Regions from separate parts of the Mus musculus genome. Here region 2 is linked to region 1. A link is a loop called in an ENCODE intact Hi-C map of the cell type or tissue named here. Cell type or tissue: left cerebral cortex. All regions are shown on one strand. Each heading gives the region's core, and the rest is flanking DNA. Links, peaks and the distances in the headings are about the cores only.

Region 1 (15,133 bases), core at 4,160-12,159:
TTTGAGGTGAGAAGACCTACCCCGACTGTGGATGGCATCACAGGATCTTGGTGTGAGTAAAAGGAAAACTGAAGCCGACCACCAGCGTCATCTCCCTGCATGTGCCTGTGACTGGCTGTCTCACTCACCTGCTGGCATGATTTCCCCAGTGAAGGACTGTACACTCAAACTGAGCCAGGATAAGCCCTGCCTTAAGCTGTGTTTCAGGGATATTTTGTTACAGCAAAGAGGAAAGTAACTATGTACCTCTCAATGTAGGGCCTCCTCACTGAGTGGGTTTTTTTTTTTTCTTCTTCTTCAATTGTTTTGTTTTGTTTGATGCTCTGCTCTAAAAGGCTTTTCCTATACTGTCAACTTAGTTGTCACATATTTCCTTCAAACCTTTGGGTATGGAACCTCTCAGTGTATTTTACCCAGATTATTGCAGTGATCTATCTGTAGTACACCTCTAGTGTTCCTTTTTGGGGAGGGTGTGGAGTTGAGACAGGGTTTTACTGCATAGACCTGGCTGTCTGGGAACTCACTCTGTAGACCAGGCTGGCCTCGAACTCAGAGACCTGCCTGCCTCTGCTTCCCAAGGGCTGGAATTAAATGTGTGTGCCAGCACTGCCCAGACATTTCTGTTGTTCTTACCTTGCCTGAAGGCTTTCTTTTGTCCACACTCTTGACTTTTTTTTTGATATTTATCCCATGCCTGTTCCAGCCCCTTTAGAATATAGCTCCATGAGAGCAAGCAAGTTTGCTTTATGTACTGATAGAAGTCTCCAATCCAGTGTTTGACACAGAGTAGATATGTCCTGAATGGATGAACCTTGGGACTAGCCCAAGAACTCTATGAAGCTGGTGGAGTGTCTCACAAGTGCAGCCCCAGCAGGGATTGGCAAGAGGCTTTTGAGTTCTGGAGTAGCCTGGGCTACCCTCATCCTCGGGAACAGCCAGTGCTCTTAACTGCTGTGCTATCTCTCCAGCCTCCGATTTTACTTCTGTTTGCTGTTTAATTCTGTGAGCAGCAAAGAGGGTGGGTCAGGTTTAAGTGACTGTGCTAGGCCTTCACACTCGAGAGCCAAGCAGCACTAACAGTGAAGGCTGCCTGCCACTCTGGCTGGTGGGGAAGGGGAAGAATTGCAAATAAAACGTTTTAAAACCTGAAAACAAAACAAAACAAAAACCTAAAACCAAAACCTTTGAAACACCCCTTTTCAAAATTATATTTATTTTTATGTAAATAGTTGTTTTGTCTGCATATATGTCTACACATCATGTGTGTGCCTGGTACCCACAGAGACCAGAAGAGGATGTCAGATCCCCTGAAGTTATGAATTGTTGTGAGCTGCCTGTGGGTGCTGGGAACTGAACCCAGGTCTGCTGGTAGAGTAGCGCTTGTAACCACTAAGCCATCTCTGCAGCCCAGACTCTGATTATTTCTATAGAGATGAATTCTAGAAATAACTATTTAAAAGTAGATTAGATTGGTTACCAGTGAGGACTAGAGGGTTGGGAGGAACAGTGGTTACAAAGTTTCTATTTGAGAATGGTAAGTTTTAGAGACACAGAGGACAGTTGTATAACACTAGGAAAGTAATGAAGTGTATTGAATTACCCAAATAATATGCTAGCTATTTTTCTGATCACTGTACTTCAGAGAAGTAATTTATTTTAGTTCATGGTTTCAAGGAATGTATTCCATCATGTCCGTGAGGGCTGTGAGGGCAGAGCTTGCCCTTGGTCACATCAGACAGCAGACAGGAAACCAAGATGGGCCGTGAAGCAGAGCCAGGTTATAAGCTGTGCCCCCGGTGGCCTGTGTCTCTTAGATTCCACAGCTTCCCAGAACAGTGCTAACAGATGGCGGGGAGCAGGTGCCAAGTGCATAGCCAACGGAGGGACAGTGAGCATTATAGTGACAACAATAGTTAAAATGACAAATTTTATATATAGCACATTAGAATTTCAACAACAAAACAGTGTGTAGGGCTGGCTGGGTGGTTCAGTGGGTTAAGGCCCTTGCCAGACAAACCTTTTGACCTGAGTTTGATGCCTGGATTCCACATTCAGCAGAAAGGAGAGACTCAGCTCCACTAAGCTGTTCTCTGACCTTCACACATGTGCAGTGATATGAGCGTCTGTGTACACATACATGCACACAAAGAAAACCTTTTTAAGTAGATTTATTTTTTTAGAATAATGAATATATTGAAAACTATCTGAGGGCTAATGAGATGGCTCAGTGGGTAAAAGTGCGTGCCTTCTCAGGCACATGCACACAGAATATGGTAATAATAAAAAAAGAAAACTGTATGAACAAAATAGATGACAAAACTGTTGTTGCTGGAGGGGTTGCCTTTTGGGAAGAGAGTAGTAGTGTGGCAGGAATGTGATGGTCAGTTTATGTTTTACAATATGAATGTCTATCCTGTTTCTACCATCCTACAGTGAAGAGACAGGCATGCTACATGCATTGCTTTTTAAAAATAGAGTCGCACTATTTTGAGACTTTTCTCTTGAAATTTGAAAGCTGTTCATGTATGCAGTCAGAAATAGTCTGTGAAGAGACTGAAAGCCAAGCTTGTGACTTAGATTGTTTCTTAGCCCCTTGCATAAGTAACTGAGGCTTTTCTTATGTCTCTGTAGGTTACCCCACAGCATACCCGGCAGCTGCTCCTGCCTACAACCCCAGCCTGTACCCGACCAACAGCCCTAGTTATGCTCCAGGTAAGCAACAGGTGGGGGCAGCAGCGAAGAGGGTGGACGTAGGCTTCCATTTGTAACAACAGAATCACCATTTGGCCCTTCTCTTTACTTTGTCCTGGAGTCAGCCGGTTCTGGCTTGATTCTCTCTGGAGAACTGGGGAAGAACAGTGTCTGGGTGGGAGTAGGAGAAGAATCTCCTTCATTCTCTCTGGGACTTAAGGGTGGCCCCTCTCTCCTCTGCTGGAATATATGAGACATGCCTCCACATCTTAGAACCACTTCATCCCTCTCAAACCTGAGGCTGCCATTGGGAATCCTTCTCTCTCTCCTTCTTTGTCCCTCCCTCCATTCCCCATCCCTCTCCTTCTGGGGTATAAATTTGGAATAGAGTGAGAGACTTGCCACCAGAGTAAAGAGCCTGTGTTCAGGCTGACACAAGTTGCTTGTTTGTCAGAAATAGAAGACATATAGCACTTGAATTGAGAGATTGGAATGGGCTTGAGAAATCCTGAAGGAGGTGCTAGGCATGATTGATATATGCTTCTAATCCCAGCACGTGGAGGCTGAGGACACAGTCTGAGGTTATCTTGAGTTCATAGTAAGAAAGAAACCAAAATAATAACAACAAAACAAACAAAAAAAAACCTAAAGAAAGAAAATATAGGAAAGTTTTTTTCCCTCTTGTTTTTGGGCTAGGACCATTACTGGTTTTTGTTTTTGCTTTTGTTTTCTTTACAATGGTTCTAATTCCTGGGCTTGGTTGGTGTTAACACCCAGGAAACATGATCGGGGAAGGAGTGGCCTCTAAGGTTAGGAAGTCCTCCTCGGTTTGAATCGGTATTATTAGCCTTCTCCCTAGATGTCCAGCCTTGGCCAAGTCACCTCACTTCTTCGAGATTGACATGCAACTACTTACCTCAGGGTTACAGGTGGTGATATGAGTTCCTTATCCCTTACTAAGCAGTTGTTAGATGTCCTCTATGCTGGGGTAGAAAAAGTAAGAGTTGTCATCTTTGCCTGAAGGCACTTAAGAGTTAATTTTGGATTCTGGCATATTAATAAATGTACTTCATTTTATTAATAAATTGTATTAATATTATTGTATTAGTGAGTGTTATAAAAAGAACACATATAAGCTGGGCGTGGTGGCTCACGCCTTTAATCCCAGCACTCGGGAGGCAGAGGCAGGTGGATTTCTGAGTTCGAGGCCAGCCTGGTCTACAAAGTGAGTTCCAGGACAGCCAGGGCTACACAGAGAAACCCTGTCTCGAGAAAAAAAACAAAAAAAACAAAAAAAACAAAAAAACACATATCAGAACAGAGGCAGAATCATATTCTACCTGGAGGTAAGAGTAGGGGCTGGGTGGTGGTGGTTACCCATGCCTTTAATCCCAGCACTCGGGAGACAGGGGCAGGCGGATTTCTGAGTTCGAGGCCAGCCTGGTCTACAGAGTGAGTTCCAGGACAGCCAGGGCTATACAGAGAAACCCTGTCTCGAAAAACCAAAAAAAAAAAACTGATCCTCATAAGTAGAGCTATAAGTAGAGGCTTGAGACAGAAGTAGGAGGCGTCCTTGGAAGCGCACAGGGGAAGAAAGTCTGGTACAGGGGGCAGAGTGTGGTAAAGGCACGGTGGAGATGTGGAACTTGACACCTGAGTCTAGAGCTAGTGGGAATGCGTAGACTGAGAGGGACTGGATGAATCTAAGCCACTGATTGCAAGCAACCAATTTGGAAAGGCCTTAAATGTCACATTCTCCCTCCTCTATTTTCTTAATTAGTGGATATTATGGGATTGAAAAGCCCCCAGGAATTCTTTAATTCAACCTCCCTGTGGTCAGGACATCCTGATAAAGACAACAACTTCTATACTAGAGCCTTTGGCAGATTTCCTGTTCCATGCTTTTCTGAGACAATCTGGAATTTGCTAGAGTTATTCTCCTTCTTCTGAGGTGTTTAAGACAGAAAAGAACACGGGCTATATTTATAGACCTATATTTGAGCCCTGGAATTACTATCATATTACACACATGCTGTGAGGTTACAGTCAGCCCCTTCATTTATTTTTCCTTGGCTTGTTTGTACAGTCACAAACTATTCTATGCAGGCATGGTGGTGCACATTTTAATCTCAGTACTTGGAGAGTATAGCAGAGGATCAAGAATTGAACTGTAGCCTCTGCTACATAGCAAATTCAAAGCTAGCCTGAGCTACATGAGACCCTTCCATCCCCAAAAGAGAACGTATTTACGTATAATAAATGATGGATATGTCCCGAATTAATACTTTTGTTCAACTGTGATCAAAACGTTTCAGTTCACCATTTCATGAGGTTCAGCTCATGATGTCTTGGTCCCACGTGCTTGGGGAGGACATCATGGTACTGGAAATGTGGCAGAAGGGAGCTGTTCACGTCATGCCTGATAGGAAGTACAGAGTGGTGAGATGAAAAGCCAGGGCAAGATACAGCCCTGAAGGGCACACCCATGACCTGCTTCCTCCATCCACATAGGGCGCTTTTTCAACCACATCCTCATAATCTACTCCAATGTGGAATGCATAAGTGGATTAAATGATTCATTAGGTCAGAGCTCTCGTGACCCAGTCATCTCTAGAAACATCCTTACATATGCACCTAGATATGTGTGTTATCAGGTTTCTAGATGTTTCTTAAGTCAGCCAAATTAACCACCATAAGAGATGTTTATATGGTCTGTATTAAATAGTTTATACAAGCCTTACTCACTCTAGAAGGTACTGTATGTAGGTGATGCTCCCTTGAAGAAGCCGCCATTACTGTCCCAAAAGAGTTAATGAGAACAGTGGCATGTGGACTAATGTCTGTTTCCTTTAATCAGTAAGATACGTTATTCTACTGCCACAAATCTGTAATAATGAGCAGCAACAGTATAAAAACTACACTAATTATCTGATAAAAACATTTTATCTTAAAAACTAAGAGAACATTATGAAATGTCACAGTACATAAGTGATTTCAATCCAAGTACTGTGAAATCTGTGAATGGGCTTTGTCACCAGCCGAAAATAGAAGGAGGTGAGTTGTGGCAGACTTTCCGGTGAGGTCATGAATACAGAAAAGTTATTGTCGTCATAGTCAGGAATCCTGGTGACCTCACTGGCTGTAGTCAGGGAGGTGGGGATCCTGGGAAGCAGTGTGTAGTGACACAGAGAAATGAGAGCAATGGATAGCATGGTAGCATGCTTTCCAGAGACTCAGCTAAAAAAAAAGAAAACCAAAGGCACAGTGAAGAAGGAATGTGCAGGTGAAGGGGCATCCGGGTGAGAGTGGGATTCCGTGTGCACTGGTGGGGGGGGCGAGACAAGACCAGTCAGAGATGCCAGAGTCACATGGAGCTAGGCCTCCCAGCAGCTGCCATGGCAACAAGGACTCTGATGTTCGTCTTCTTTCTTCTTTTGGGAAGTTGAGTGACAGGAGGTGGAATGCCTGCAGTGCAGAGCGGCTCAGGACTAGCACTAGAGGTAGCTGAAGGGGACCCTCTAACAGCAAGCTACCTTCTCAAGAGTATTTGGCACTTGTGGGAAGAGATTTTAGGATTATTTAAGGATCAGTTTGGCAAGTAGCTGGCAGAACAAGGAATAAAATACTGCTATTAGTCCAGGGATGGTAGTGCATGCCTTTAATCCTGGCATTTGTGAGACTGAGGCAGGTGGATCTCCATGAGTTCGTGGTCAGCCAGGGGTACATAATTGAGACCCTGTTTCAAAACAAAACAAAAAACCAAAACTTCGATTAATTCAATGTTTCATTTGTGTCAACAACAATTTGAAACTCTTTATAGATGTTAACTTGTTTTATAGTACAACAAACTGAGTACTTTGTTTTTCCCAATTTCCAATTGGGAAAGAAGAAACTTATTGAAATTCAGCAGCTAGATCTGCATTCTGGCATCCTGCCGCTGCACCAGAACTCTTAGCCGCCTGTCATTGCTGAGACAGTGGGCAGACACTGAAGTGTTAGACGGGAGCAGCCGGGCTGGAGAAGAAGGCAGTTCAGAGAGGAGTCTGAGACTGTTAAAAACATGGCGAGTCTGGAAAGGTGCTGCTGTGTGTGGAATATTACATTTCAATACTAAAATAAAAAGGAAGTCTCTACCTAAGGATTAGTGCTTTAAAAAGTCAAGACACTTGTAAGCTATGATTAAAGCTAGACCATTTACTCAGAAACCCAAATCCACAACAAGGGATAGTACTGGAGTGTTGTGTTAGAAAGCCCCACACTGGCCAGGCATACCTATTATCTCTGCACCTTGGAGGTAGAAACAGGAAGATCAGAGTTCAAGGTCATCCTTAGCTACACAAGAGTTAAAGATTGTCTTGTACCCCATGGGAGAGCCTGTCTCAAAGAAGCAAACAAAAAACAGGAAGGAAGGGGGTAGGGGAAGAAGAGGTACCAAACTGGAATTAACCGTTTCAAATGTTTGTGTGACATTTGAGACACACACATGCTCATGCACACACACTGAGAGCTGCGTGTGTTTCATATTGTGTGTTGCTTACCTCTACCATCCTAGGTCTGACTGTTACAGGGAAATTCCTGTCATAGAGGCTCAAGGTCAGAGGGAACAGTATAGGTGATTCTCAGCTTCTTGCCAGAGCTGGTCATTTGGAATGCAGGGCGGTGCCTGCAAGGAGCCAGGCACTTGGGTTTAAATTTTCTTCCTTACTTCAAGGAGACCAAGCAATTGCTTGGAGAGACCCTATTTTTAGCAGCCTTTGTGCTCCTTAGATACATCTGCCTAGGATACAGAGGAAAGCTCGCTCTTTCATTGGTTCTGAAAAGCAGTGGACTACCTGCCTTTTATTGGCTTCTTCCTAAGTGTTTACCAATTTTAGGGATCATATTTAGGTATTTAGCCTCACAGGAGGCAAGAGCTAGCCAAGAGATCTTTTTCAGAATCCAGGGAACAAAGGGTTTAACATATTCCTGATAATGTAACTTGAAAATGAAAGAAGACTAAATAGGAAAGTAATGTCCAAACTCTCTCATAAGAAGCATGTTCTCATCTCTGTCTCATTAGAGTTAAACTATATGAAGTATATATGAGGTTTTCCCAAATTACAAACCTGGGAGAAAGTAGAGAAAAATCTCTATGCAAGGCAAGTTACAAGTGTACCTTTTTACCTTTGTCTTGTTAGCTAGAGTTTCTTGCCTCCAGTTTAACTCAGAGAGGATTAAATAACCTTCAAAATTAAATTTAAAATGCCATGTATCTGAGATTCAAACCCATTTGTCTGACCCCATAGCCTGTGTTCCTTCTACGGCACAACACTGTCCTAGATGGAGTGTCTCTACGTTGGACCTAGTTCTTTGAGAGGCCTATCTATGGTGGTCATATCTCCTGAGCCTTCATTTTTTTCTTCATTGTAAAGCCTTCATCATGCCTGAAATCCCTCCACAGTTCTTGGGAGAATTGAAATAGTCTTAATATAGACAAGCAGAGAGCACGACCTTACTCCTGTTCATATGCAGGCAATTTTGGGTCACTTCTCTGGGAGATCCTGCAGCATTCAGAGAGGTTTCTCTGCAACAAATAAACTTTCCTGGATGGCAAGTCTGTCACCCTTTCCAGGGGGGGTCCTTCCTGTCCTCCACAGTCTGCCTCTTATGCAGCCTGGGGAACTGCTATCGTGAAACAGGTCTGTTGTAGAACTGCAGTATGTACAACTTTGCAAAGATTCTTAGTGGTAATTTCAACTAACGTTTCTATCCAACAGAGTTTCAGTTCCTGCATTCAGCTTATGGTAGGAGAGCTATTTTTCCTCATCTGTATTATGACCTATGAATGTGTTATCTTGTAACAATGGTAGATTCCCTTTCCTTTCCTCCCCAAATCCCATCTCCTAGGCTTGGGCTCCCCCAGGTGGCCTAGCAGCAGTTCCTATAGCATGCAGGAACATGTCTGATGGTGCAAAATCATGGGTTGGAGACACACATGAACCATTCCCATAGGGCAGCAATGAAGGATCATGGCACTAAAAGGCGTTTCACACCCTAACCTGGCTGCCTGATTCAAACAAATGAAGGAAAATTCTAAGACCTGTGTGTGGTTCCTCTGTTAGCTTAATGGTAGGCTCCGAGGAGCCCCTTGATTGTGCCTATTAGACCCTAAAACACCAGTCCGATGGCCCCAGGATCAGATTTTCTATTGCCATTAGCAGTCTGACATGTTTGAAGACCTGGTTGACTTTAGATACAGTCTGTTGCCTTCATCCAGATCTTGAGCTCTGGCCTCACTTTTGGAGTATTTTTCTGGATGATGAAAGTTACGAGCCAAGTGTGCCAGTGGGTGAGGGATCCAAGTTGAGTTCTCTGGGCAGTGTGGACTCCAGGCCCAAGGCACCACAGGAACTTGTGGGCACCTGTGAGGGTCCCAGCGGTGTAACTTGACTAGGTCCTTCTTGTCATAGACAGTAAGGGACCATAGGAGAGACTTGCCACTTTTACCACACTCACCTGGGCTACTTAGGGTATCTTTGTAAAATCTTTGAATGTTTTCTCAACTTTTAATCTTACTGTTGGAAAGTGAATGTTTTTATACATGGCACATCTTCCAGAAGATGAGCTGTGAGATTTCTTTTGCTACTGCTGTGGGCTGTGTGATCTTGGGCAACTTGCTAATGTCCCCAGGCCATAAAGTTTTTCATGTCACATGATTTCAAGGTCTTTTTTAAATGCTAACATTTCATTCTCTTGTAATGTTTATTATTTCAGTAGTGCTAGCTACAGAACTGTTTCACTTACTGTTCATGTGAGGTTACTTTTTGTGAACTCAAACAAAAGACCCTAAAAACTTAGAGAAGGCTACATGGTTCCGCACCCTTCTGATTAGCACAGCAGTTCTCAACTTGTGTTGGGGTTTCACAAGGGTCACCTCAGGCCATCACGAGACACATAGGGTTTATAACAGTTACAAAGTAACAATGAAATAGTTTTATGGTTGGGGTCATCACAACATTAGGAATTGTGTTAAAGGGTTGCAGCATTACGACGGTTGAGAACCACTGAATTAGAACGTCTAATAAATGTGGGTGGAGTGATTCACAACGTGTTCTGTGCCAGGCCCTACATTGGCCCTGTGAATATCCAAAGACCAGTAAGACAAGCTCCCTATTCTCTAGAAACTCACAATTTATTGGGGAAATGTTCAACCAGGGACAGGAACCTCTAAGACTCACAGGAACTAGGATAGTCAGTTATATGGGATAATGTGATAGAGAGTGGGCAGAGGAAAAGACTTCATAATAGAATGGAGTCTTTAGCTCATGACTGATTACTTAATACATGTGTGCCAGGTGGAATGTGGAGAGAGATGCTGACAGGGCTAGGAGAATAGACCAAACCATTCGGGGTAAAGCCCCTTGGCACACTCGGAGAGTGATGAGCAGTTTGTGCACAGTGGTGTGGGTTGGAGCTGAGATGATTAGAGAATCAAGGGAGATTTGTGAGTCAGGAAGAAGAGAGTGGTTGAGAAGTAGGACCAGGCTATACAACCTCCAGGCCCACTCTCAGTGACCTACTTCTACCAAGGCTGTGCCACCTAAAGGTTCCACAATCTTCCAAAATATCACCTCTAGCCAAAAGACCAAGTATTTAGACTTGTCAACCAATGTAAGACATTTCTGTTCAAACCACGAGACATTGTCGGTATTAGATCAGGGGAGTCTCTAATACGAAGAGTTGAATCTGTAGCCTTTAGGTACTGAGAACCATGGGAAGTTTTTAAGAGACCAGTGTGGCTATTGCTTGGAGGTTAGAAGGGACTACTTAAAAAGACCAAGCCCAGAGCATTTAGAAACAGTTGAAGTGGCTAAGTAGAAGGAGATGAGAGCTTGAGTTGGAGTTGGCCATAACTGTAGGGATGGAAGCATAGGGCTACCAGAACTAGAAACCATTAAGACTGATGATGTTATCAATACCATTAAGCAACCGGGGAATCATTAGTACTGCCAGTTTACAATACAACAGAAAGGAAGCTCAGACAATTAAGTGACTTGCCCAAGGTCTCACAGCTAGTAAGTGGCAGAGCCCAGGCTAGATCTCATTTCCCAACTCAGTACATGGTTCAGGATGATGGTCCCTTGCTGCCTCTCTTTGTAAATGTGCTTAACAGATTGTTCTAGTGTCAGAGGGCATGAGGGTCCCATATCCAGGAAGTGAACAACTCAGCAGCTAGAACTCGGCAGGCACACAGTTCTGCTGTGTTTATTTGTCTACTCGCTGTCCTTTTTACACAGCTATAGTAATTACATACGTTCTTAAGTGGATGGCTTAATAATGTTTTCATGTGATACATCTGTAATTAATGATCACTTAATTCAAAGGATAGAAGATTTTTAGGAAGTAGTTCCTTTTTGGCACCCCAAAACAGGCCTGCCTGACAAGAGCTCTTTCTATCGCCATGCTGCTAAGAGTTTCAGTTGGCATTGGTTTTGTCCAGCAGCTGAGCTCCACATTGCTGTCACCATCAGAAAGGATTACTGTAGCAGGGAGAAGAGACAGACTCATGCAGTCAGCAAGGAGGTTAAATTGACTGTTAAAAACTTACTTTCATTTAGTTTTTACATGTATCTATTTTTTTTAATTATTAACTATTCAAGCATTAAGGAAAAATACAGAAAATGCTGTTTGTTTTCTGTATAATAAAACCAGAAGAAACGTCCAGTTTATTTGTAAAATGTGAAAGTTTAGCCTAAGTGATGGCTTAGGAAAGACATTGTTGACAACACAATGACACTGGCTTCTTTCCTGATTGATCTGCAACATTATTTTACTGTGACATGCTGTCTTGTTCACTCCCTGGTTGCTGTGTGGCTGAGTTGCATCCCCAGTAGATCGTAAGTCCCTTGTGTGCAGTGACGTAACCCACGTGTGTTCCTGTCCACCGTGGCATTCCCCTCAGTGCTGAGTGCAGTTAGGCCTCAGTACTCTGTGGCTAATTTTGATTTAACTTCAGTTGTCACACAGTCCTTCAGGCAATTGTCAGACTTCGGGCTTATAATGAAAATTATATCTATACCCCACTCGGAAGGAGGAGGAGGAAAAAAGTCAGAACAGAACAAATTGGGACCTCTAAATTCTCCAAATTGCTATGGCCAAATTAAGACCTTTTGGTTCTTGGTGGAGGCCCACTGAGCTCTTAGGGCATGGAACTGCTCTGTTTGACTTCTCAGAGCTACCTATTTGACACAGCAGTAATTTGTTTGTGGATGGTTGTGGCCTCCCGCCTCACTGGATGTCAATCCCTGAATTTGGAGACATTGTGATAAGATTTTTGACACTAATTGGATCCTTTATTAATTCCTTTCATATTAGCATCCCACCCTCTGGAGACAGACACCCGAGGTGTTTATTTAAATCCCCTCTGCAGAAGCTCCACACTGTCCTGGCTGTCTAGCAGGGTTCTGGGCTCTGCATGGAGTTATGCTGTCTCCATTTCTCTTGCCAGATTCTCCTTTTAGTGTCACTTTCCTGCCCATGATTGCCTTCTCATTCCTCAGCCTTTGCTGTATATACTGCAGACCATTAATGCAAGCAGTCAGCCGATGAAGCTACATTTTGGTTTTAGTTCAGAAAAACCCAGCAGAATCCACAACCTTCCCTAGCCATTACAACTCTGTGATAGAAGGAACAGAGATGTTAGTTGTAAACCAGTCAGCAAACACATTGTAGAAGCTCTCGAGGTAGCAAACCCTGTAGGAATCTATAGGGCCACCATACTTTCTTATTATGCTTCCCTGTCTTTCCTTATCCACTTACGAAAAGATTTCAGGTTCATCTGGTTGTTGTCAGCCTAGTCCCCATACTGTTAATATACTTTAGAATACTCTGTGCCCAAAACTTCCAACATCTTATTAGAATGTAAAAGTATTATAAAGAAAAAATTGATCATTTTTTAACCTTAAAATAGAAATTTGGATCAAAACTGTGTCTCCTGGTGTTTGAAAGAATAGTTTTCTTTCCTTTCTCCTTCCTTCCTTCTTTCTTCCTTCCTTCTTCCTTCCTCCTTCCTTCCTCCTTCCTTCCTTCCTTCCTTCCTTCCTTTCTCTCTTTTTCTCTCTTTCCCTCCCTCCCTCCCTCCATCCCTCCCTCCCTCCCTCCTTCTTCCTTTCTCATTTCCTCTCTCCTTCTTTCTCTCCTTCTCTCTCTCTTTCCTTCTTTCTCTCCTTTCTCTCTCTTTCTCTATCTCACTTTTTCTCTTTCTTCCTTTTTATAAAGGAATTTCCCCCCTATTTCCTCTCTCCTTCCCCTCAGGATACCATGACGGTAAGTTTTTGAGTCATTCCCTGCTTCTAGAACACTTAATGAAATTTCTCAAGCTGAGCTTTGAGCTATCCTGGAAAGTCTCTACATATCTCAAACTAATTTCTGTAACATACTACGCACCTACCCCAGTTTTGACATGTATTGTCATGGTGGCCAAAGGATCATCTCTAACTCATGAGGAGCTGTCTCAGTTGGAACATCCAGTACCGCCTATTAGGAGATATTCAGACATATGCTGGAAGTGTGTCTGTCGGACCATGGCTAGTATGCAGAAGGAATTGGCAAGGAGTGCCCATTGCATGGCTGATAGCAGAGCCACAGTGCTCAGGCTTTGAGACTGCCATGCACAGCTCAGTCCTTTAAAAGAGATGCTGTCCCAGGGAAGCTCATGTAAAATGGCAGTTACTTGTCAGTTTCTCTTTGGAAGCAACTCACACTTATTAACCATACCTCAGATAAGTCTCAGACCACAGGGACTTTTTTTAAAGACTCAGTTAATTTGGCCCACCACACTGCCAAATGTTAATGAGAAGGTGGTAGAGGAATATACTGTAAGTCTTAGACTAGAAGGTCAAGTGGAAAATGGTGATATTCAAGGGCATCTTCATGGTTTTTATCATAGGTAGAAAAATCCCGAGTCTTCGTATTTAAATGTAGGTTTCCTTGGCTTTAGATCATTTGGAAGCTCACCTCAGCACTCCTTCCAACCTACAATCCCATCCTGTGTGTCTGAGCAGACTCCTTGAGTTATGTTTCTGTCTAGCATAAGACCCTTGCTTTTGTGTCTATAATTGATGATGCCTGCTTCTTATTTCTGCCTAATGCCATTCTTGTGTCTTCCCTTAAGCCACTCTGCTGATGAAACAAGCCTGGCCACAGAACTCGTCTTCCTGTGGCACTGAAGGCACCTTCCACCTCCCAGTGGACACCGGGACCGAGAACCGAACTTACCAGGCATCCTCTGCGGCTTTCAGTAAATACAGCCTGTCTCCTCCTATCCTGGTTCCCCTTGGTCGGGGCTGATTTGTTTGTAGCAAGAAAGGAAAGGGAAAATTTTAAAGTGACATTTTTAATGAAAACACTGTTTTAAGAGGTTCTCCTTCCTACTCAGGCAAGAACATTGGACTTTGACATTCAAGAAAGATGACCATTGATCATGCCTTTAACTTTAGGATCCTACCCCACAGCAGTGAGAGAGGAGCATTCCTGGGCCAAGAACTTGCATTTGTGAGAAACTGTTACTGAATTTTAGGGGAAAGGACCAGAGCCCATTTGAAGGCCTTGTGTATCTCTGAACAGAGGCAGCTCTTCCCATCCATTAGATTTCTTGACTTTAGCACTATTGGCATCTGGGCCAGATAAGTTCTTTCCTATGTGTGGTAGGATGTTTAGTAGTACATATCTATAGCCTCTCTCCATTAGTTGCCAGAAACAAAGCTCTGTTGTCACACCCAAAAATGCTTCTAGATATTCCTCTGGAAAAGAAAAGTGTCTTTTATATAGCAGACATTGCCCTAGTTCATGAAAGCTACACTGTGAGAACATGATATGACATGGACAGCAGCCAGCAGCCAGATTGGTCATGTTCATCCTGAGGCTCAGTGAGGTAACTGATGTCACCTTTGCAGCCGATCAGAAACACAAATGATTCCAGTGAGGAACCTCATTTAAAAAGTACTGAGTGGAAGAACTTGTGCCTGTGGCAACTGTCGGCCATGGGAATGGTTTGGATATGAGGAACACTAATGTCGAATTTATGCCAGCAGACCCTGGACAAGCCCTTAGCAGGATATTGTAGGAAAGTAACCTACTAGGTAGGTTAAGAAAACTCATTGACTTTGTTTTCTTTTCCTTTAAATATCCAATGTGATTGCTTCTCAGCTTTTTGGTTGAGATCAAGTGTAAAATATCTAGTGTTGGAGCTAGAGAGATGGCTCAGCAGTTAAAAGCACTTGGCTGCTCTTTTCAGAGGAATCATGTTTAATTCCCAGCTCAACAACCAGCAGTAACTCCAGTTTCAGGTGACCTAGTGCCTTCTTCTGACCTCTTTGTGTACTAGGCATGAATGTGGGGCACATATATGTATACAGGCAAATTCATACACATAAACTAAAAACAAATCTTTAAAAATAAATAA
Region 2 (15,133 bases), core at 2,687-10,686, 110 kb before region 1:
CTTGTCATTGAGGAAGCAGGGTTAAAGGTGGAGAGAGTGCGCCAGCTGTGGGAGCCCAGAGCAGATTCCTAACCCAGCAGGTGAGGAGAGGCTTCCAGAAGCTCAGTTAGGTCCTGACGGAGGGACAGGGTGCGACTCTCCTCCTTTACCTTGACTGTTGGGATGAAATATTAGAGTGGGTGTTTGCTACTCATGTATTGGATGTCAGGGGTGTGTAATTCACTTCCTAACACTCTGGCAAGCTGTGTTCATGTAACACAGCAGGTTCATGTAGCAGCCTTCCAACACAAATGGCAGTTTTCCAGTTGCCCAGTGTTGGGTCATTCATAAAACACTTTCATGCTTTTGTCTCTATTAAGTCACAGGAAGTTCTTTCAGAGAATTTAAAATTTTTTGTTGTTGTTGCTGTTTTTTGAGACAGGGTTTCTCTGTGTAGCCTTGGCTGTCCTGGAACTCACTTTGTAGACCAGGCTGGCCTCGAACTCAGAAATCCGCCTACCTCTGCCACCTGAGTGCTAGGATTAAAGGCGTGCGTCAACACTTATATCATGTTTTTTTGGTTTTTTTCCCCCTTGGTTAGCTTCTTTAAAACCCTAAAAAATTATGTTCACCTCTCCAAAAAGATGATTGCAAAAATGTATAAATAAAATGAGATAACTTTGGAAGTTATAATCAGTCAAGTTGCACTAGCTGAGGATTAAACCTGGTATGGTTTTCATTGCAGCTTGCTTTGGGTCTCAATTTCCTCTACTATAAAATGGGTATGTGAGGGGCTGGAGAGAGGGCTCAGTGGTTATGAGCACTTGCTGCTTTTCCAGAGGACCAGAGTTCAGTCCTCAGTACAGGTAAGAGGTAGTTCACAGTTACCTGTAAGCCCAACTCCAGGGGGGCTCCTTCTTCTGGCCTCTCTGCGTACTCACACTTCATGTGCTCATTCTCTCTCTCTCTCTCTCTCTCTCACACACACACACACACACACACACACACACACACACACACACAGACAATTTATTTTTCAAAAGGCATATCTGAAGCCAGGCAATGGTGATGTACACCTTTTATTCCAGCACTCAGGAGGAAAAGGCAGGCAGATCTCTGTGAGTTTGAGGCTAGCCTGGTCTAGAGAATGAGTTATAGGACAGCCAATCTATACAGAGAAACCCTGGCTCAAAAAACCAAGAAGAAAAAGAAAAAAAGACAGGAAAAAAAAAAAAAGGCATCTCTGAGGAAGCGCAGGCTGGAGGATTTAATAAAACAATCGATTTACAAGATCAGCCTAAGCTACAGAGTGAGTTCCATAACAGCCAGGGCTACACAGAAAAACACTGTCTTGAAAAACAAAACAAAAAATGTTTTAGCCACTAATACAGCCTTTGCCTTATTAATAAAGATCAGTTCAGTTTCTCTAACGTAATCTTTAATGTCCATCTTATTGTGTTTCTAGAGTAAATTATTATTACTATTACTACTAACATAGGGCTTGTGCAGCTCAGGTGGGCCTCAAACTCCCCCTGTAGCTGAGGTTGGACTCCTAGTCTTCCTGACTCCTTCTCCCTGGTGAGTGGTACCTCAGTGCCTGACCTCTGAGGCTTTTTTATTTAAATTTTCGTGCTGGGGATCATATTCAGGGCCTTGAGCATGACAGGTAAATACCCTTCAACCAAGCTACCGTTAGTATACTCCCAGAGTGGTGTTATAAGCAAAGCTTACACTGGTACCAATGCTTCCAAAGATGTTTTGAGACTTAAATGCAAAAAGCCCATCAACATTAGCAGGGATGAGCAAATTAATCAGCGAGTGACCGGCAAAGGATCATGTTTGAACAGGCTCATCGTGACTCTGAGTTCATTTTCATGGGACTGTAGAATGAATTCTATACGGTAGAAAAAAAATCAACATAAAAATAAAAGTGACAGCAGCTAAAGAAAGGTACACGTGGTACAATTTACTATGGATGGAAAAGCAGAGTGAATGATCCTGTCTTTGTCAATAACACTGAACACTGCAAAGCTGGCCCCTGGGGAAAGTCCTTTGAGTAGAAATAATCAACACAAAGACCTATAATGGCTGAAACAATAATCCATAAACATCAATAAAGAAAAAAGAGCTGTTTGAGGAGTCTGCTTACCTCTCTGCTTCATTTTTTGAGGAAGGGTTTCTCTGTGTAGCTCTGTCTTAGAACTTGCTCTGTAGCCCAGGCTCAGGTATCTGCTTGCCCCTGCTTCTTGAATGCTAGGATTAAAGGGGTGCCACAGTGTTCTGCCTTACTTGTCTAATGAAATAGAGAAAACAGAAGTGTTGTGGCTGCAATGATGGCTCAGAGATTAAGAACACTGCTTGCTCTCTAGAGGACTTGGGTCTCCAGAACATACATGGTAGCTTACAGATGTCTGTAACTCCAGTTCCAGGGGATCTAATAATACCCTCTTTGGACACACACATGGTGCACATGCATATTCAGGCAAAAGCACTCATAGTCAAAAAAAAGAGAAAGAAAGAAAGGAAAGAGAGAGAGAGAGAGAAAGAGAGAGAGAGAGAGAGAGAGAGGAAGGAAGGAAGGAAGGAAGGAAGGAAGGAAGGAAGAAAGAAAGAAAGAAAGAAAGAAAGAAAGAAAGAAAGAAAGAAAAAGTTAAAAGTTAAAAACAGAAAGAAAGAAAATTTGATTCTGTTTTTCTTTTGGCACAGGGTCCATGTAGCCCAGGCTGGCCTTAGACTTGCTATGTAGTAGAAGCTGATCCTGAACTCTGCCCCATTTCTTTCCACCTCCCCATTGTGCTCCTGGCTCTTATTTTATATTTTCTTCTTTGAAATAATGCTTTTCTCTATATAGCCTGACAATGAATTCTCAAGTTTTCTGACATTACTTCCTGGGTTCTGATGTTACAGGCGCATGCCACAAAACCTGGCACTAGAGAAAAGAATCTATTTCACTAGCCTAAAAACACATGAAAAGCTTTCCTTACCATTGGAATAACGGAAAAGGGTCTATCTTGAAGAAAATTCAATTTAGAAAATTAGAGCGGTTGTTGCTCAGTAGAATTAGTATATATGAAGCCCTAAGTTTGATGTTCATCATGGCAAAAAACAAAACCAAAAATTAACCAACGAACCAACCAAATTATCCCCCTCCCCCACCCCCACCTCAGAGACTGGAGAGTCTGTTCTTTCTACCCATCTTCCTGAGGCAAGGTCTCTGTAGTTTCTGCTATGGTGTTTTGTACTCTAGGCTCCTGGGCCCAGGAGCTTCTGGGTGATTTCCCATCTCTGCCTCTCATCTTGATGTGTGAGGGCTGTGCTCACCTCCACATGGGCTTTTTACGTGGTAGGTTCTGGAAATTAAACTTGGGTGTCAGGCTTGCCTAGCTAGTACCTTTCACTGTTAAGCCATCTCTCCAGACCTGCCTGGCAGGGTGGGTGGGTGTGTTGACTTGGGGGGGCGGGGAGACAGGGTTCTGGAACTCACTCTGTAGACCAGGCTGGCCTTGAAACCAGAGACTTGCCTGCTTCTGCCTACCAAGTGCTAGGATTAAAGGCGTGCACCACCAACCACCTGGCTAAAAAATTTTTTTTTTTTTTTTTTTTTAGGTGCAAATACATCCTATTTATTCCACAAACAATGATTTGTGAGGTAGAGTGTTTCAGACCCTTTATCATAATCCTGATCCCTTATCTTCACGTACCGGGAACACAAGGACCTCTGACCTTCAGATTAGAAACCACCAAGATAAGAATTAAGATATGCCCGGCATGGTGGCGCACGCCTTTAATCCCAGCACTCGGGAGGCAGAGGCAGGCGGATTTCTGAGTTCGAGGCCAGCCTGGTCTACAGAGTGAGTTCCAGGACAGCCAGGGCTATACAGAGAAACCCTGTCTCGAAAAACCAAAAAAAAAAAAAAAAAAAAAAAAAAAGAATTAAGATATAAGGAAAATCACTTCGTCTAAAATGAGCTCTATGGAAGGTATACCTTTGGCTTTGGCCTTGAGAATGAGTAGGAAGAGGCAGCTGGGAACATGGCGCATGCCTGGAGAGCCAAGAAAGGCGGGTCAGGCTTTCAAGGCTTTCAGGTCCAGCGTTGGCTATCGAGCCAGTTCCAGTTAAACTTGGGCTATAGGAAACTTTGTCTGGAGCAGAGAGAGAAGGTCCCCGAAAAGAGATAATTTGGGAAGAGAGATTGAGAGCTCCTTGCTAACTTTATGTTCTTCCATAAATTGTAGTTGTGATGGCTAATCTTGTCAGTTTGATGGGATTTAGAATTACTGTGGAAAAACAGATCTCTACGCATGTCGGAGGGATTATCTAGATTAGGCTGACTGAGGTGGGAAGGCTTACCCTAAATATGGGCAGTGCACGGGATGGGGTTCTTAGATGGAATGAAAGAGAGAACAAGCATCTCCCTCTCACGTGACCTGCTCCTGGGGCCTTACTGCTTACACTGATGACGTAATAGTTCTGTGCTATGGCTCAGTGGGAGATTTTACTGTAGGTCTGAGGGAGAGTTCAGCTCGAGGCATCTGGAAGAATCCAGAGCAGAAAGAAGAGTGGTAGAATGAACATGGCCAACAGAATGGACTTGGCTATGAGGTGGGGCAGGGAAAGAAAGAGAAAGAGCTTACCAAGAAAGAGGGGCAAGAGAGAGGAGGCCAAGAGAGCCCAAATATTAGGGTTATAGGATAATGAGAAGCCGGGGGGGGGGGGGGAAGCCCATGAACTGAAGAAATTTAGGGTCATGTTAGAGCCAAGGAGTCTGTAACAGGTTCTTATGAAACTGAGGGATCACTAAGCGGTGCATGGAGGTCAGAATGCTCTTTGGTATGCTAATAGCCAGGCACCACAGGTCACTATTTGTCCTGAATTTCTTTTGGACCTGACACTTATCTTCCCTAAGATAAAACTGTAAATTACAGTAAACCCTTCCTTCCTTCCTTCCTTCCTTCCTTCCTTCCTTCCTTAAATTGCTCTTATCAAGTATTTTGTCTCAGCAACCAGAGAAGTAACTAATACAGTACACAACTACCATTATTTTAATAGTGGGATTTACAGAAAGGTAGACACACAGTCCTGAAACACTGTTTAGGTAAACAAGACCCAAGGAAAGTTTGTAGGTGGGAAATCAAGAGGTTGTTGTATTTGGAATATCTATAGCTGTATCTGTGTGTGTGCGTGCAAGCATGTGTGTGTGTGTGTGTGTGTGTGTGTGTGTGTGTATGCATATGAAATAACCTTTTATGTTTAAAAAACGGTGTGTGCTTCCTTAAACAATTCAGACAGTATAAAAGATAAGAGGAACCTGAAACCTAACAATTCTTTCTTTAAGATAATCACTGATAACATTTTGGAGAATCTCTTCACTGAAATCTTTACGCTTTTATATCCTCGAACTTCAAATAAATCGAACCTGTCTAATCTTGCTGTTTTTGCTATCAATTTGCCCCTCTGACAAGAAATTGTGAAAAGCCTTTCATGTCTAAAGATATTTACCATCATTTTAAATGGCTGCTTAGCATTACGTTGAATACATACATCACTATTTATTAAATCAGCCCTCTATTGATGAATATCTACATCCTTCTCAACTCATATTCAACAACCTCCTATAATAACCGTGGGCATTGTTTTCCAAAAATTTTTGATAATCTTTTTAGATTAAATACTTATAAGTAATGTAAATGTAAACAAATGTGCTTTTTACATGAGGATTTAAGTTGCAGACTTGTCCTCTGATTTTCAGGGATGCCAGGGAAGCTGATGCAGCATTAGTTCTGGCGAGACAGTGACAACGGAGATGGCGAGGAGAGTACAGAATTACAGGTGATGTAGCCAATCTAGGCCCAAGCTCAGTGGGTTGGAATAGTCCTTCCCCTTTTTCTCTCTTTCACTTCTTTTTTTCTTAACATGGAGGAAGGACTGAGAACTGCATGTCCCAGCATTTCGCAAGGACCACACTCCTGGGAACTGTAGTACCGGGTCTGAGAGGGGTCCGGAAGGAGAGAATGGGAAACTGTGTGCGGCATGCTGGGAGGTGTAGTCCCTTGGGCGGAAAAGAGTGCATGTGTAGGTTGTTTTGCTTCATGGAGATGAGGCTGCGGAAATATCCAACTTCCCTCCCAAGAGGCCTTTGAGTTTACAAAAGCCCGTGGGAGTCCATTGTCTGTGACCCAAGAGGGTGCGGTCCAGGACCGGAGCAGGGTTGGGAGAACCAGGCCGCGCAGGGCCGTGGCAGAGCATGCCGGGAGTTGTAGTTCAAGAGCTCGGAGGCTGTGGGACGTGTCGGGACAGCGCGCCGACTCCTCCTCCCCCGCCCTTCTCAGCGGTCCCCCGCCCCCTCCCTCCGCCTCCTCCTCTCTTGCCTGCAGCCGAGCGTCCCCTTCCCCCACTGTCGGGTTTCTCCGCGGCTACTGCAGAGGATTCAGATCTGAGTAGCTGAGGAGAAGGAGGAGGAGGCTCCCGTCCCTGCGCGCCATCCACCACCCTACTGGACACGGACGAGGGAACGAGAGCGTCGCCGCTGTAGCCTCCAGAGAAGACAAGGGCATCGCCGCTTCAGTTGCGGCCGCCGCGGTTTTCGTCTGCAGCAGCTCGCCGGTGAGGAGACCCCCCCTCCGCCCCCCGGCCCGCTCCCGTGGAGCCAGGGCTGGTGGCGCCGGGGAGAACGAGGGTGGGGGCTGTAGGGCCCCCGCGCCGGCTTGGGGGAGGGGACCGAGGTGGCGATGGAACGGCGGGCTGGTGGGGGAGACTTGTCCGTACGCGGGCTGGGAGTGGGGTGAGGGTGGGACAGCAGCAGGTCAGGGAGGGTAGCGGAGGGGGGTGAGGGGGTAGGACTTTACATGGAGGGATAACCAGACCAGGGATAGGAGCATGGGGTGTGTAGGGTATTGAGGTGGAATTTGGGATTGTCTTGGGGCGAGGTGGAAGGTGAGATTGGAGTGGGATGTCTTTTAATGGGGGATGGGACTGAATGAAGGTGATGATTTGGGGTTGGCCTGAAGCAGTTGACAGCTTGTGATCAGAGCGGGGTGGGGGCTAAGGAGATGATTTCAATGCCAGTGGGATATAAACGTTGGATGGGACTCTAGGGAGTGCTAATTTTGGAAGGTGGGACTTGGGGTGGACCTGGGGAAGGAAGATGGAGATGGTAGGAGCTGGGGGTGAGGGCTTTGGCATGGGTTGAGACCCCAGCTTGAAATGGGCTGTTGTCTTCTGGGGATGATGGAATTTGTGAATACTTACGGAAATAGGGCTTGGAGAGAACAGAAGAGGTAGGAATTGTTTGGGGTTTTCTTGAGGTAGGCTGCTGCTGGAGGTTTGAATTTGGACTGGTAGTGATGAGACCTCCAACTACAGGAGATGGATGGATGAGGTAAGCTGACAGGAGGGAGTGAATTGTAAGTTGGGCCCCAAATAGGAAGACAGGGATTGAAATTGGGGATGAGGGCTCAGTGGAAAAGGATTTAGGATGAGTTTAGAGTCTCTGGAAGGAACAAGGTGGCTCCCCTGAGCGGAAGTTGGAGGTAGAGGATATGTCAGACTACTCAGCTGGACTCAACTAAAATAATTCTGGCAGGTGTCGAGCAAGGTTAGTGGATGGTATCATAAAGAAAATGTCTCTCTGCCAGTTTTGCAGAAGAAATGTCTGTGATAAGCTGGTTACCTGTGGTGAGGTGGCAGCGGGGATGGAGTGGGTCAGTTTATTTAGGAAAGGAAGGATTAAGATGTCCTCCAAGACACACCAGAGGTTTAGGGGTTAGAACATTTACATCAGCTGCTTGGGTGAGAGACAGTAATAACAAGACCATTAGAAGGGTCTTCACAGGGGACAGAGAAGGTACATTAAAGATTCTCCTAGAGGATATCTCATGCTATCAATTTGACCTTTTTGTTTTACGTTGGAATTGTCTGGAAATAGCAGCCCCAAGGGTAAAGTTATGAGAGAGCCATTTAAGGTAGAATTAAGGGAGAGTGGGGAGTCTTGCAGTTCCTATGTCAAAAAGGGAAAGTTGGGGGCTCTCAAAGCAAAGGTGGGAGAAGGTGAAACTGTCTCTGCTTTCTCCTTTCCCCCTCCCCCTGGTAAACTGAAACTAGTCCCGGAATTTGGAATTTAAATAGACTTTGATGAACTTGAGGTTGTTAAGGGTGCATTCTTGCTTGAGAACTGATTAATGAGACTGAAAAATAGGAAGACTGAATTTATTTTCTAGGCAGGCAAGGTGCATGTATGCAGAAAGAGGTTAGCAAGCCCCACCTCCCCCCAATAAAATTGATTGCTTGAAGTCTCCATTTATTGGTGTCCTGGTTTGCAAGGCAATTAGGCCCATCATTGTATTGCAGGCTAATAATCCTGAGATGAGTCTTGGCACCATCACTTTATGTAAACAGAGAGAAGACAGGAAATATAGAAATGTAATAAATATTCATTCTTTGGTGAGATGGTTTGGTACTGATGGAATTTTTCATTCGATTCTCTTGACATGATAAGCTTTTAAATAATTGGGCTGTTTCTACAAATTGAATTTTCTTCTAGAGAAATTCAGGTGATCAGAATTCTGTCAGGTGTGAATAAAAAGTGTAACATGCAACCATATTTTGTTGTTAAGAGGATGCTGTTGATGTAGGCACACTGCATAAGAGAATAACTGCATCTGTTCATCAGAAATTTGATGTAAAGGTTGTCGATGAGTTTATTCTTGGGGTTGGAAGGCTCAGAGGAATGTAAGGAGGGTATGTCTTCAGGAAGACTGTTTTCAGGTTTAATTTCATTAACTCTAATATGTTAAACTTGACGTGGCTGTTGATTAGAGTGTAGTCTAGGGAAAAAAGAGGAGAAATGGAAAGGAGATAAAATTGATCTCAATGGGAATTAAAAATACTTTCTTTTTTCTGTTAACGTTTTAGTGTTCAGCTAGAAAGCAAAGCATTTTTCTTGGTATTTATAATCGAACACATAAAAATGCCCATTTAGAGGGTGGATTATCCATGGAATTAGAAATGTCTTTTTTTTGAATTAATTTTTTTTAATTAGGTATTTTCCTCATTTACATTTCCAATGCTATCCAAAAAGTCCCCCAATACCCCCCCCCCACTCCCCTACCCACCCACTCCCACTTTTTGGCCCTGGCGTTCCCCTGTACTGGGGCATATAAAGTTTGCAAGTCCAATGGGCCTCTCTTTCCAGTGATGGCCAACTAGGCCATCTTTTGATACATATGCAGCTAGAGTCAAGAGCTCTGGGGTACTGGTTAGTTCATAATGTTGTTCCACCTATAGGGTTGCAGATCTCTTTAGCTCCTTGGGTACTTTCTCTAGCTCCTCCATTGGGGGCCCTGTGATCCAGAAATGTCATTTTTAAAAAAGATTTATTTATTATATGTAAGTACACTGCCGCTGTCTTTAGACACACAAGAAGAGGGCATCAGGTCTCATTACAGATGGTTGTGAGCTACCATGTGGTTGCTGGGAATTGAACTCAGGACCTCTGAAAGAGCAGTCTGTGCTCTTAACCACTGAGCCATCTCTCTAGCCCTTAAAGGATGCTTTCTATATTTTAACCAGATCAAACCAAACCAAACCAAACCACCAACCCAACCCAAACCAAACCAAACCAAACCACCAAGCAAACAAAAAACCCAAACAAACTCAAGCTTGAGCAGTTGCCTATAATTCATTGAGTGTGTAATCTAACCAATGAGAGCATTTCCCCTCATAACTTTACTCTGGGGTCCAGACCTTGCTTTTGTGGATTTGCAGGCATGCTCTGGAGATGGGCTGGCTGTTCATGTTAAAGCCCTGGTTTTTGAACCTCAAAATAATAAAGAGAAATCACGTGGGAGAACTGTTTGTATGGATTTGTTTTTCCAACAGTAATGGTTCACCTGGGCAGTTGTGAAGCAGACACTGGTAACAAGTGGAGAACAGGTGGAAGGTTTGGTAGCCTGGGGAAAATGAGGAGCCCAAGAATTTAGGAGTCAAGGGTTTTGACTTCAAAAATCGATTCCAGCATTTGAAAGTGGAGTGATTTCAGTAAAGTCATAAAACCCTTTTTATACTTAGTGGTAATGATTGCATAACATTGTGAATACATTGAAAGTCTAGACTTGTGTATTTAACTGTGGTTAAAATGCCAAAACAAAACAAAACATTGATATTTCACAAAGGCCATCAAAGGAGACAAATGGGTTCATGTTTTAAATACATTGTGTATATATGAATTGTATGTTCACTATTTATTTAATGCCTGCCCGGTGCTAGGGGAGATGGGGATGAACAAGCAGTTGCCAGGGGGCTTTCACTGTCATGCTGTTTTAAGTTTAGAATCGAGGCAGAATGAATGTGGTGGTATAGAGTGGGTCTGAAGCTTACTCACTGCTACCTCTTGTGTGACCTTGGGCACAGTGAACTTATCTATAAAGTGAGGATAATAAAATTAACCTCATTAAGGTTGTCTTGTGATTAAGGAGAATAATTTTTTTTTAAAGATTTATTTATTTATTATTATATGTAAGTACACTGTAGCTGTCTTCAGACGCACCAGAAGAGGGAGTCAGATCTTGTTACGGATGGTTGTGAGCCACCATGTGGTTGCTGGGATTTGAACTCTGGACCTTCGGAAGAGCAGTCGGGTGCTCTTACCCACTGAGCCATCTCACCAGCCCTAAGGAGAATAATTTAAGAAAGCGTTTAGCACAATGTGTTAAATAGTGTACATTAAAACAATATCAGTTTTTATTATCATAGAGAGATAGGCAGAAGCTAGGATGGTGAATAGCAGCTATGTTACCCTGCCACTGTATTCTTAGTATTATGGCATTCTTTTGTTTATGAAGAAGTTATTATGTTATATTATTATGAAACCACAATTAAGCTACAGTTTGTATGTTTATAGTTTAGGAACTTTAAACAGTTCATTAAATGTCAAAAAGAAGTTAGCTGCTAGTTTTGTGATTGAGCAAGTAAAAACTACGCTGTTGAGAGTAGTAAAATGCTTTGTTTAAGGAATACAGCCTTAAATATGTTAGATGTTAATGGCAGAGTCTAGATTATTTCCTAGAATTCTGGTTCCCAAACCCTGACCATATTTTCTTTTTAGATTATGAAATGGTACATATGTATAAAGGTATATTTAGCACAGATTTTGTGAATCTTTTAATTGTTTAAAAGAGTAACAAGTTGAAGATTTGTGTACTCATTACCTCACTTGATAAAAAAGGAGATTTCTAGTACTTTTGTTACTTAAAGATGCTGTCCTGTTTTGTAGCCCAAGAGTGATCCTCCCGTGTTAGCTTCCTGAATTCATGTTATAGGATCAGAGGTCTTTGTCTTTGGCACACTTGTTTCCTATCTCCATCCAGATCAAATCTAGGACCTTGAACATGACAGGCAAAGCTCTGTACCATAGAAGTACACCCCTGTCAGGAGTTAGTGGTTTAAAGTCTCTTGGGCAGCACTGTCTCCTGCCTGATTAAATCTTTCTTCTCCCTTAGAAGTAATAACTTTCCTGAATTTTATGTGAAACCTCTCCTTTCCTATTTTTTCTTTTCTGCCTTATTTTTATTCTTTAACTATAGAAAGTGTTATCTGTTTTATTGTTATAAATAATAAACATATTTGGTATAAATAGGAAGTTACAAAAAGTAAAAAGGGAAAATTAGTGTGTATTATCCCCTTACCACTTAATTCCCTGTTCCTTCCCTCCCTTCATATCAGAGCTTCCCTCAGGTTAATTATATACTCAGACGCTGAGCCCAGTGCCCATACAGTTTTCTGTTGTGCCCATATGCAGATACTAAAGAATCTGGGTAGTCTAGATAGCTAGAGGAAGCAAATTTGTCTTTATGGTCGCTCAGATTACTCAAATGTAGATCAATCTACATTTAAATAATAAAATGAGGAGTGGTGGTTGTGAAAGTAGTGTTGTGAGCTCTGAAAAGCTCTCTTTGGGAGTCTTTGGCAGGAATTGTAGACGCCCTAGATTCTAATTCTTTGCTACATTAGCTTGAAGCTTCTTGTCATGTTTTGGCACACTATTATTTTTTTTTTTTTGAGACAGTATCTCTTCGTATTTTAGGCTGACATGAACTTGCTTTGTAGTTCTGGCTAATCCCAAACTTGAAGTCCTCTTCTGCCTTAGTTGATCATAGGCATGTACCACACTCTGACTTACTCTACATTTCTAGTTACGGTTTTATACATCTTCCATTTTGCAGCTAGGCAGCCTGCCTGGTACACTGGCCTTTACCTACTTATGTGGGACCATCTCTCATCTGAAATACAGAGATAGAGTACCACAAATAGGAAATTCTGAGGTGCACATACTAGAAATATAGCAACCTAAATGTGAACTGAAACCAAGGTACTTACTTATACATCATTAAAAGCTTGTTAGACTTGGTTTATTGTCTACCTTAAAAATTCTTCCAGTAGAATGGGGGCAAACATGAAAGCTATTCTCTAGTTTTCCCCTTGAAATGTAAAGATTGTTAGCTATAGTGGGCTGGAAAAAGGGCTACAGGATTCCTACCTAGTGAACTTACGGGATCTGATGCTACATTTAATGTGCTTGATAGCTAAGAAAAAGAAATTAAGGATTTATTGGAGTGGGGAATATATGTTGTTTGTTTGCCATTATTCTGACAAATATAGCTACTTCCCTTTTTGTTTTCTGTAACAATTGCAGAGAGTAGTAGAATGAGAAGGACTAGATGTACATATTGAAGAGGGAATTAATACCCATTGTTGGGTTGATTCAGGAATTAAATAAGGACAAGTACCTGGAACATGGACACACATAATAGATAATATAGTAGCTATTATTATTACTGACATTTTTATTTTTCTTGTTAGCTGCTTCTTGAGACTGCTCTTTTGTTATTCTTTATTTTCTACCTTTAACTGTTGGGATTGTAGACATGTGCCACCACATTCAGCTTAAGGTGGTAACTGAGCAGGTGTCTCACACAGACAGCGCAAGCGCTCTTCTCCAGCCTGAGCTTTTACTGTTCAGGTTTTTAAAATTTTTTACTTTTTTTTTTATTTATATTTTTCCCTTTTTGGTTTGCTGTTTATCAGGGGTAGCATTTTTTTTTAAAGATTTATTTATTATATGTAAGTACACTGTAGCTGTCTTTAGACACACCAGAAGAGGGCATCCGATCTCATTACAGATGGTTGTGAGCCACCATGTGGTTGCTGGGATTTGAACTCAGGACCCGTGAAAGAGCAGTCAGGGTTCTTAACCACACTGAGCCATCTCTCGAACCCCATTTGTTTGTTTGTTTTTGAGACAGGGCCTCATTATGTAGCCCTGGCTTTCCTGAAACTCTGTGTAGACCAGGCTTGCCTTCAACTCACAGAGATCTACCTGCCTTTGCTTCCTGAAGAGCTGCTGGAATAAAGTTACCCCGGTCACCATGCCCAGGGAGAATTTTTTAAATTAAATTTATTTATTTAATATGTTTGCATGTATGGATGTTGAGTGTGTTTGTGTCATGGTGCATGGTGGCAGTCAGAGTACAGCTTGAGGGAATCTTTGTCTCCTCCATTTTTTTGGGTGTCAGGGATGGAACTCAGGTCATCAAGCTGATGGAGCTGGCTTGGAACTTACCACGTAGATGAGTGACCTGGCCTCAGGTTTCCAGGGATCTGCTTTAGCCTCCAAAGTTCTGGTTTTACAGTGCCGTCATGCCTCTCAGGAATTGTGAAATAGCTGACATAGATGACAAAAATATTTGTTATTTCTGCCTTTTAATAAGTGTTTGGTATTTATTTTTTATTTCTTTATATCTTCTGTTTATGAGCGTTCATTTCTTTTAGGGCTGGCTTCCTGGCTCACTAGACTGACTTCCTTGATTTTGTGAGTAGTCTTGCCCATATGTTAATGGCTGTCAAATTCCTTTCTCCAGCTCAGAGCCCTGTACTGAGCTTCAGACATAGCTCTGGCTCTCTCTACCACCTCCATTATAGCCATTCCAGTGTTCTCAGTTCAGTGTCTCCAAAACAACTCATATTGCTGTCTGCTTCTGACCACTGTCTCTGTATACTTACTACCCAGAAAAGTTAAAATGCTGAATTCTTTGTTTTTGTCCTAACTTAAAGGCATTGCCCATCCATAGGGTTACTCAAGACACAGATCTATGGGGGTATGTTCTTGTCACTTTCCATTTATGTCTCTCCCTTGGCTCCTTCACTCAACATCTATAGGTGTCTATGAGCTATGCCTATCCAGCAGTATAGTGTATACTTATATTCCTGGTTTATTTCTCATCACACATGGTACTGGTTACCACCAAGTGCCTTGTAGTTGCTAAGCTACATTGATGTTTCATGACTTTGCTCATCTTTTTGCATTAAATGATATTCCTTAAGAAATTTTTGAGGAGCTGGAGAGATGGCTCAGCAGTGAAGAGAGCACTGACTGCTCTTCCAGAGGACCTGAGCAACCACATAGTGGCTCACAGCCATCTGTAATTGGATCCAGTGCCTTCTTCTGGTGTGTCTGAAGACAGCGACAGTGTACTCATAAAGAAATAAAATAAATCTTTGTGAAGAGTTAAGGTTGTCATAAAAACCAAGCACTCTATTCTGTTTCCAGAGAACATCTAGTGTATGTCACTGTTATTATGGTTGCCTGGCTTTAGGGAAATTTAATTATTTAATATTTATTTACTTATTTGCTGGTTTATTTTTGAGATAGAGTTCTCTCTGTCTTGCTGTCCTAGAACTCACTATGAGAACAACCTGACCTATAACTCACAGAGATCCACTTGCCTCTCTCTCTCAAGTGTTGGGATTAGAGACACACCTCACCGTGTTTGGCTTATTTATTGATTGATTTATTTTGGTTTTTCGAGACAGGGTTTCTCTGTGTAGCTCTGACTGTCCTGGAATTCACTCTGTAGACCATGCTGGTTTGTTTATTTATTTATTTTTAATTAAAAATATTTTATACATAATGAGTGTTTGCCTGTATGTGCCTACAGAGGTCAGAAGAAAGTGTTGGATCCCCTGGGACTGTATTATAGATGGTTGTAAGCCACCATTGGCTGCTTAGAACTGAGCCAAAGTCTTCTGCAAGAGCGCCCAGTTTAGTTCTTCTTGTTTTTACCTTCACTTAGTTGTAACTTTCCTGAGGGTGATAACCTC

What was found. Peaks named below come from ENCODE experiments on the same cell type or tissue, not always from the same donor. Only the 100,000 strongest peaks of a DNase experiment are listed, where the experiment ranks them.
Region 2: it touches region 1 in a loop (2.5-fold over the local background); 4 of 42 quality-filtered maps call a loop at or near these places.

The regions. Positions count from the first base shown.
Region 1 is chr7:100,810,289-100,825,421 of GRCm38, forward strand. Fam168a (family with sequence similarity 168, member A) reads left to right here. Exons shown (of 9, transcript NM_001362169.1): 3 at 2,632-2,712; 4 at 8,448-8,474; 5 at 13,844-13,969. Among named protein-coding and RNA genes, the nearest start is that of Relt, 46 kb to the right of the region's middle. In left cerebral cortex, for the core only: CTCF peaks have their summits at 6,623 and 8,601 (motif pointing left); DNase peaks (open chromatin) are centred at 4,319, 5,825, 6,080, 6,665 and 2 more places; H3K27ac peaks cover 3,134 bases.
Region 2 is chr7:100,700,311-100,715,443 of GRCm38, forward strand. Fam168a (family with sequence similarity 168, member A) reads left to right here and starts at 6,325. Exons shown (of 9, transcript NM_001362169.1): 1 at 6,325-6,583. In left cerebral cortex, for the core only: CTCF peaks have their summits at 5,895, 6,468 and 10,512 (motif pointing right); DNase peaks (open chromatin) are centred at 6,008, 6,254, 7,004 and 7,422; H3K4me3 peaks cover 3,188 bases; H3K27ac peaks cover 2,353 bases.